3 separate regions of the Homo sapiens genome follow, and regions 2 and 3 are each linked to region 1. A link is a contact called in ENCODE Hi-C or POLR2A ChIA-PET data. All regions are on one chromosome and are shown on one strand. Each heading gives the region's core, a stretch centred on a gene start or an enhancer-like site at or near the end of the contact. The rest is flanking DNA. Distances are from core to core; before and after follow the strand shown.

Region 1 (2,700 bases), core at 73-2,572:
GTAGCTCTAGCACCACTAAAACGTTTTTCCTGTAAATAACATAGGTGCATTTTTAAATGAAACCGTGAACAAGAAATCACCCTAATTCCGTCGGCAATTTATTTTAGTATTTCAGTAGAGTTGCTTTTTTAAACTAAGGTTTGGAAGTCTAGCTTCCAGCTGCAGGTTTGTGAGCATCCTGAAATTCAGTTCTTCCACCGATGCGTCAAAAGACGCGACAGAACAGTGGACCTCGAAGCCAGGACCTAGGTAAGGGCAGGGCCTAGCTCTAGCTCTGCCACCCATAAATTCACATCCACCCTGTGCCTGGGACTCAGCTTAGCCACACACACCGGCCCCACCCCTCCGGGGTCTCTTTCACCTGTCACCCGCCATTAACCCCGTCAGCTTCTCTCCAATGACACCCCAGGGTTGTCCTACAGGGCCACCGAAGCCTGAAGCTCCTGTGAGTGGGGCCGATAAGAGGCCATTTTGAAAAGTCCTCAGCATGGGCTTCGCCTTTAGATCCACGTCGTTTCTCCTTTCTAACCCGAGATGTGTCCCTTGGGTGCGAAGCGACACCAGCGATTCTCTCGGAGGCCCCGGTGGCTCACCCCCACGACTCCCCGGGGAGGCGGTCCCCATCCCTAGGGAAACCCGGCCCGCCCAGCCTTTGTTGCAGAAACCGCACACGGAGCCATATTTGCTTTCAGCCAAAGGCAGACGTGGTCGGAGGAGTCGGAAGGGCAGGGGCGGACCCGAAACCCGCCGTGCGCCCCACTTCTCCATCGCGCTCCTTCCTGGACTCTGAGGAAGAGAAAATGCGCTCGACCACCTAAGGACCGCGTCTCCACCTTCCACCTTCCCAATCATCTGCAGCTTCCCAATCTGCAGCAAGGTGTCACAAGGGCTTCTCCGCAGCTATGATTTCTAACACCATGCCCCGGGCCAGGAGCCTCAGGGTGCCCGTTCGGGAAAATGGGAGCCGAATCAGGATCACCCCATGCGCCCCCGCACCCTTCCCCCGCCGGTTCCAACGCCCGGGCGCCCCTAGACCGGGGGGGGGGTTCTGAGGTGGACTTCCTGCGCCTCCTCGCAGCTTCCCTCCAACTCCACTAAACGGGCACAGAGACGCCACCGCTGTCCCAGAGGCAGTCGGCTACCGGTCCCCGCTCCCGAGCTCCGCCAGAGCGCGCGAGGGCCTCCAGCGGCCGCCCCTCCCCCACAGCAGGGGCGGGGTCCCGCGCCCACCGGAAGGAGCGGGCTCGGGGCGGGCGGCGCTGATTGGCCGGGGCGGGCCTGACGCCGACGCGGCTATAAGAGACCACAAGCGACCCGCAGGGCCAGACGTTCTTCGCCGAGAGTCGTCGGGGTTTCCTGCTTCAACAGTGCTTGGACGGAACCCGGCGCTCGTTCCCCACCCCGGCCGGCCGCCCATAGCCAGCCCTCCGTCACCTCTTCACCGCACCCTCGGACTGCCCCAAGGCCCCCGCCGCCGCTCCAGCGCCGCGCAGCCACCGCCGCCGCCGCCGCCTCTCCTTAGTCGCCGCCATGACGACCGCGTCCACCTCGCAGGTGCGCCAGAACTACCACCAGGACTCAGAGGCCGCCATCAACCGCCAGATCAACCTGGAGCTCTACGCCTCCTACGTTTACCTGTCCATGGTGAGCGCGGGCGGGCCTAAGCGGTGGCGGGGGCCGGGCGCGGTTCCCGGGGCGCGCGCTGGGGCGGGCCGGGGGTGTGGCCACCCGCGGGCTCTCCCGCCTCCCTGCGCCCTTCTGGAAAATGGAGGCTGCTCGAGGTTTCCGAGGACTTCTCTGGCGCAGAAAGTCGGGGCAGCTGGTTCTTCTCGGCTGTACCCTGAGAATGCTCCCTCCTAGGCCAGGGCCGCCTCTGCACACCCTTCTTTTTTAAGGAGACCTTGGTGTCCTGAAATCCTGGGGTTGCAAGACTGCCAGCCTGTGTGATCAATCCTGCGGTTAGGAAGGTGGAGTTTTGCTTTCCCATCTTTTCCTCTGCCTCCGGCATTTGGCCCTAAATGCCAGCGTTTTTTGCTTAGGTATCCAGCTCCCGTCCGCCTGTGTGTGGCGGAGCTGCTGGGTAACGGTGTCGAATAGCAAACCTTGGGGGCTGGCGGGAGGTGGCTTATCTTGTGGGTAGATCCCTCTCGAGCAGCCGTATCCACCTCTCGGCTCTGCTTATCTCTAAGTCCCACTTGCTTTGAAGCATATCTCTAGGAATCGCCCCTTCTGCAGTCACCGAAGTGTCACCTGACCTTGCGCCTAGGGGACCTAATTTATCTTTTATGTATCTTACTGTAAGAGGTGTGGAGTTTGGCCTACTAATTGAACCCCCAGTTCTTGGATAAAGTCCACCGACAGTTACTGGGCAAGAAATTTTTCAGTGATCAGTGGAATCAGTTTTCCCAAATCTTGGTCTTAGGCAGTGTCGTGGGAGTCTTCCTTAGAATTGCCTTGTGATTGTCCAAACTATCCCAAGAATAAATGTGTTCCAAATGGATTTGAAAACAGGCCTGTATTTCTGTGACTGTCACTGCCTTTCACAAACACTTGACTACATCAAATGTCTAAAACTGAAAATCAAATTTTTGTGATATAACTATTATAAAAGTATGTTTACATCAACATACTGTCCACATTTGCCACCTTGCATGGGGGTTTTTAATTTGTGTGTGTGTGTGAGAGACAGAGTCTCGCTCT
Region 2 (2,700 bases), core at 181-2,680, 3.5 Mb before region 1:
TTCATCAAACACTGGTTCCTGGAATCCTGTCTGCTGCTGTCTTCCTAGATTCACTGAATCCACTTCTGTGTAGCACCTGGGTCAGCTGTCAATTAATGCTAGTCCTCAGGATTTAAAAAATAATCTTAACTCAAAGTCCAATGCAAAAACATTAAGTTGGTAATTACTCTTGATCTTGAATTACTTCCGTTACGAAAGTCCTTCACATTTTTCAAACTAAGCTACTATATTTAAGGCCTTCCAAATTCTTCTAACTCTTCCAAAAGCCTTCTGCCTTAGTTTTTTTTAAATTACACCAGTCCTTTTAGTAGCTTTTTGATGTGATTTTTAACCAACTTCCCCTTCTAGCTTCAAGTATTCTTCTAAATTGGTTCTGGTCTACGTAAACACCCTCATCTTCTCAAGCTTTACCTTCTAACTTCTGCACCACCAGAAATTAAATTGATGGGCTTTTAAAATAAATTGGTTACCAATAATTTCCTCATTTTTTCAGTGCTATTTTATCCAATTTTTGGCTTTATATTTTTCTATCTTCTATACTTCTCCAATACTTGTCTTAGCTTGTTTTTCATTTTCTATCTGAAACTCTTGACAATATTTTCATTTTCTATCTTGTTTCTATCTTCCAATTTTCTTCTAAGTTTGTACATTTTGCCCTTAGCTTTTTGTTTCCTAGCTTGTCTTTTTTCTTCTGCTTCCTACTTTTCAGGTTTAAATTTATCTTTTTTCTTCTAAAAGTATGTTTTTATCTTCTAATTTCCCTATCTTCTCTATTCTTTTCTTCGCCTTCCCGTACTTCTGTCTTCCAGTTTTCCACTTCAAACTTCTATCTTCTCCAAATTGTTTCATCCTACCACTCCCAATTAATCTTTCCATTTTCGTCTGCGTTTAGTAAATGCGTTAACTAGGCTTTAAATGACGCAATTCTCCCTGCGTCATGGATTTCAAGGTCTTTTAATCACCTTCGGTTTAATCTCTTTTTAAAAGATCGCCTTCAAATTATTTTAATCACCTACAACTTTTAAACTAAACTTTAAGCTGTTTAAGTCACCTTCATTTTAATCTAAAAGCATTGCCCTTCTATTGGTATTAATTCGGGGCTCTGTAGTCCTTTCTCTCAATTTTCTTTTAAATACATTTTTTACTCCATGAAGAAGCTTCATCTCAACCTCCGTCATGTTTTAGAAACCTTTTATCTTTTCCTTCCTCATGCTACTCTTCTAAGTCTTCATATTTTCTCTTAAAATCTTAAGCTATTAAAATTACGTTAAAAACTTAACGCTAAGCAATATCTTAGTAACCTATTGACTATATTTTTTAAGTAGTTGTATTAATCTCTATCTTTCAAAGAGAAAAAAACTTATCTGCGGTTTCCTCAAGCTCCGCCTGCCCCCTCAGCAGAAGCCCCTGCGCTGGCTGCCTCAATGCCTACCGCACAGCTCGGGCGAGGCGTATTTATAGACGGAGAACAACTCGCATCACCGGAATTCGATCACCTTCCGCCGCCTTTGTGAGGGAGGCAAAAAGTAGTTCTTCGGTTAAAAATAGGTTCTAGTTTTACTTTTCTAGATTTTTCTTAACAGCTTATGGAACTTGAATGCAAACTACACATGCAGAAATACTTAAATTACTAGCGTGTGGAAAGATTTGAGCTGCAAACTTTAGACAAAAGAAACATGGAAATCATATTTTAAACGGGTCATCAAACACCTCACAAAACCCCCGGAACTTTTAAAATACCTCTTAAAGCACTTCTTGTGTTCTCTTGAGGGACAGTAGGTATAGTTTACCACCTTTTGAAGGAAGATTAAAGTGTGATAGTTCAGGGCTTTACTTTCCATTACGCAACTGAGCCCCAGCCTTGCAGGGACGGTTGAGAAGTGGCAAAATGGCGGACTTTCTCCCCCAACTGCTTGCAGTCCTGCGACTTGCTCCCAAGACAGCCACACGTTTTGCTTTTTTGTTCGAGAAATCGGAGCAGCACGGGCTGTCTGCTTGGGAAATCTTAGAAACGTGAAAACCCACTCTTGGAAAACGCCTCAATCCCACACCACAGAGCTGCTCCCCGCCTGAGCCCCGGGGGCCGTTGGCTGCCAGTGGCCCACTCTGATCTGCGGCCCCCCAGTTGCCGCCAGCCCCCCACGGCCCGCACGGAAATTTTTCTACCGTTTTTCAGCTTCCAGGCTCTCCTGAAAGTGCTCACAAGGCAAATCGCCATGGAAAGCGAGTTCAAGTGGCCTTTTAAAGTAGACCAACTAAGCGAATGGCTTTGTCTCCGAAGACACAGAGACCTTGGGCAGCCAGTCAGGGACACACCCAGAAGTGTTTACACTGCTCTGGGTCTGCTTTTTTAGGGGTTTTTGTTTTGCAGATTCTGTGTTATGCCTGGTTAGGTATGAGCTTCAGACCTTCTGAACCGGAGCAGGAAGAAAAATAAAAGCTTTCCTCCAAACCCCAAGACCAAACTGCAGAGTTTGAGTGGTTTTATCTAAATACCACCACCTGGAATGGCCAGCCTATAAGGACAGCTAAGATAGCAGCACAACTCGTCGCTGCGTCCCAAGGACTCTGGGAAACCTGGGCTCCCGGAGGCGTCAGAGGGGACCTGCCTTCAGGCGAGCTGAGGCTTCCCGGCGCCGGGCTTCTGCGTTGCTAAAATGGCGCTGCGCTTAAGAGGGCAGGAGAGGCCAGTTGCGGGGC
Region 3 (2,700 bases), core at 125-2,624, 4.6 Mb after region 1:
TGAAATGCAGTCCCTGGATTCTGTGCCATCTGAACATGCTCTCCTGTTGGTGTGTATGTCACTAGGGCAGTGGGGAGACGTCTTAACTCTGCTGCTTCCCAAGGATGGCTGTTTATAATTTGGGGAGAGATAGGGTGGGAGGCAGGGCAATGCAGGATCCAAATCCTCATCTTACTTTCCCGACCTTAAGGATGTAGCTGCTGCTTGTCCTGTTCAAGTTGCTGGAGCAGGGGTCATGTGAGGCCAGGCCTGTAGCTCCTACCTGGGGCCTATTTCTACTTTCATTTTGTATTTCTGGTCTGTGAAAATGATTTAATAAAGGGAACTGACTTTGGAAACCATGTCCTCATGCTTTCTTTGTAGCCTTGGTGTGTTGCTCCCACTTTTATTGGTGGTGTTTACTGCTCTGGTCAGACTGGGCAGGGCCTTCCTGGCCAGCCGGGAAGCAAGTCTCGAGGTACATCCTGTTCTGTTCCCGGCTGGACGAGCATTGGTTTTCACCCGCCTCTGCCCGGATGGGCCACCTGAGAGTCTAGAAATGAGAGCTGATCTGATTAGGAAGTTTCTCCCAGTTACACTCCATTAGCCAACCAAGCTAGGGGGAGGCAGCTCTTGGCTGCATCCTTACCTATGAGTCAAGGGTCTTCCAAGGCTTTCGATAATGAAATCAGGATTGACTGTCCTTCCCGCAGCCGGGGGAGTGGAAACCTGAGCCTGGAGAGTCGGGGAGGATGAGCGTGTGCGTAGAGTGGTGGTGGTTGCAGCCTGGTGGTGGTGCAACAAAGTACGGAGTTATATGTGAAGCTTTTGTTCTTACGGGAAGAAGGGGGTATACAAACTTCAGTGTAGGGAGGAACCCATGTCTGAGAAGGGGCCTAAAAGGAGATAAAGGTCACTAATGAGGAATGCAGAGCTGCCAGACTTCTTCACGGTGGCTCTAAATCTGAATTGACACAGGAGGGTGGCCACGTTGCGCGCGTTCTCAGCACTCAGGTGGTTGTATCAGGAAGCCGCTTCAGTCAGCCGGCGGCTACCTTCTTGCCGGCGTAGCTCGATGATACTGTGCTCTGTGCAGGCGGCGGAGCCCGGGAGGGGCCGCCAAGGCAGTTTCTCTAGGCAGTCGTCTCGGTGGCCATTTTACCCGAGCGCTCCCGGCTGAATTGCGTCAGTTTCGCCCCGGTCTGAGACTGGGGCGGGCCCCTCATCTGCAAGCCTCATGAATAATTGAGTGCTGGGCCGCGCCTGTTTGCCGACGGTGGGACGAATTCTGCACGGGCTTCCCACTCCCGGGTTCCAACCGGCTCATGCATATTCATGAAGCGCCCTGGGGGCGTGGACCTGGGCGGAGTTGGGGCGGGGCCCCGCCGGGGCTCGCAGTGGCTTCGTCCCGCGGTGACGGCGGCGGCGGCGGCGGTAGCAGCGGCGGCGGCGGCGGGGACTGGCATCGGGGCCCCGAGCCGAGCGGAGCCGGACCCCGGGCGAGCGCGTGAGTGCGCGGGGGCGGTCGGGCGAAGGAGGGGGCGGGGTCCGGGATGGGGCGGGGGAGGGGCATGGAAGGAGTGGGTGCTTTCCAGCCGACACCTCGGGTTGAGGTGGTGGTGGTCGGGGGGTCACCAGGAAAGTTTGCAGGGGCCGAGGGCGCTGGGGACGCTGGAGGCCCGGGGGAAGGTGGCGCGTGTGCGCGGAGGCGGAGGGCGCATGGCTTGGAGCTCGTGCTGGCAGAGCCAGAAGAAAGGGGGGAGGGGGCGAGGGCTTGGGGCGGGGCCGGGGGCGGGCAGAGCCGCTGGAGGGACCCCTGCCTCCCCTTCCTCCGGGCCGCGCTAGCCCCCTCCCCCGGCTCCTTCGGCACGCCCCCAGCCACCCCAGTCCGCCCCCACCTGATCGACGTCTGCAGCCCACCGTCTGTTCGCCGGCTGCTTCACAGCCCGCTCACAGGTCCTCCGCTTCTGCCGCCACCGCAGCCCCCTCCTCCTCCTCCTCTTCGGCTGCCGCCGTCCCTTCTGTGTCCAGAGCTCCCCACTGGGCCCCTCCAGACAGCCCATTGCCCGGGGCTGTTCCATCTTCCCGTTGGCCCTCCCTCTTTCCAGCAGTTTACGTGCTGTCCCTGCCGACCTCTCTAGCCTCGGATCCGGCTGGAGATCCTGGGGTCCATAGGGGCGACCCCGCCTGCGCCGAGTCCCCTCCGGGGCTGGAGCTGCCCAGCCCTTCTGGAGGCCTTATCTGCCAGGGGTCAGCTCGTTTCTACCCTGCTACCCTCTACCCCCTGGTCTCTTGAGGGTGGGGAGTGCTCAGAACCGCTGCGAATCGCAGCTTCTGGCCACAGCCTTGGTGGCCTTGGTCACCTGGGGCCCCTGGCTGGGGTCTCTGAGTTGCTGTGGCCACCTCCGCACCTGGGGACTCTGAGCCCGCCTTCATTGCTGCAGCCCCTCATACCGCAGAGGGGCCCATCAGAACCCCAGGTGAAAGGATTTTTTTGGTTCTGAGCCAATTAATTTCCATCTCCAACCACCCACACTATGTTCCTAGTAATAATGTTCAAGGACAAGGAAACAATCTTGTGTTTTAATTTTATTTTTTCTATCATGTGCCCCTCCCCCCACCACACTTGGCCTGGCTCTGCACAGTTATTCACCCACCCACAGTGGGCAGTCTTCCGTGGTGGTTAACTGACCAATGGGTTGACAGTACTGGGTTTCTCTA

Evidence for each region. Hi-C counts contacts between places; a loop is a spot of excess contacts on that map. ChIA-PET counts read pairs that join two places held with the same protein, here RNA polymerase II (POLR2A). Pooled maps may share reads with other maps.
Region 2: a pooled map shows a loop between it and region 1 (8-fold over the local background). The contact joins the promoter of MALAT1 here to the promoter of FTH1 in region 1. A Hi-C loop is called at or near these places in 2 of 50 pooled maps. POLR2A ChIA-PET finds 5 or more read pairs at or near these places in 2 of 52 experiments (BJ and IMR-90).
Region 3: a map of gastrocnemius medialis shows a loop between it and region 1 (23-fold over the local background). The contact joins the promoter of TNKS1BP1 here to the promoter of FTH1 in region 1. A Hi-C loop is called at or near these places in 1 of 168 maps with a recorded cell type or tissue (gastrocnemius medialis) and 8 of 50 pooled maps. POLR2A ChIA-PET finds 5 or more read pairs at or near these places in 1 of 52 experiments (BJ).

The regions. Positions count from the first base shown.
Region 1 is chr11:61,966,256-61,968,955 of GRCh38, reverse strand. FTH1 (ferritin heavy chain 1) reads left to right here and starts at 1,322. Exons shown (of 4, transcript NM_002032.3): 1 at 1,322-1,644. The coding sequence starts at 1,531. It overlaps LOC399900 (a long non-coding RNA gene), which reads right to left and starts at 1,662. Exons shown (of 1, transcript NR_187560.1): 1 at 77-1,662. RefSeq lists enhancers at 216-265, 386-455 and silencers at 976-1,325, 1,596-1,795.
Region 2 is chr11:65,497,775-65,500,474 of GRCh38, reverse strand. MALAT1 (metastasis associated lung adenocarcinoma transcript 1) reads right to left here and starts at 1,430. Exons shown (of 1, transcript NR_002819.5): 1 at 1-1,430. It also overlaps TALAM1. RefSeq lists enhancers at 1,540-1,619, 1,670-1,739, 2,300-2,369, 2,430-2,669, 2,239-2,700 and 1 more.
Region 3 is chr11:57,323,626-57,326,325 of GRCh38, reverse strand. TNKS1BP1 (tankyrase 1 binding protein 1) reads left to right here and starts at 1,374. Exons shown (of 12, transcript NM_033396.3): 1 at 1,374-1,486. SSRP1 (structure specific recognition protein 1) reads left to right here. Exons shown (of 17, transcript NM_003146.3): 17 at 1-338. RefSeq lists enhancers at 208-1,081, 1,111-1,160 and a silencer at 1,291-1,570.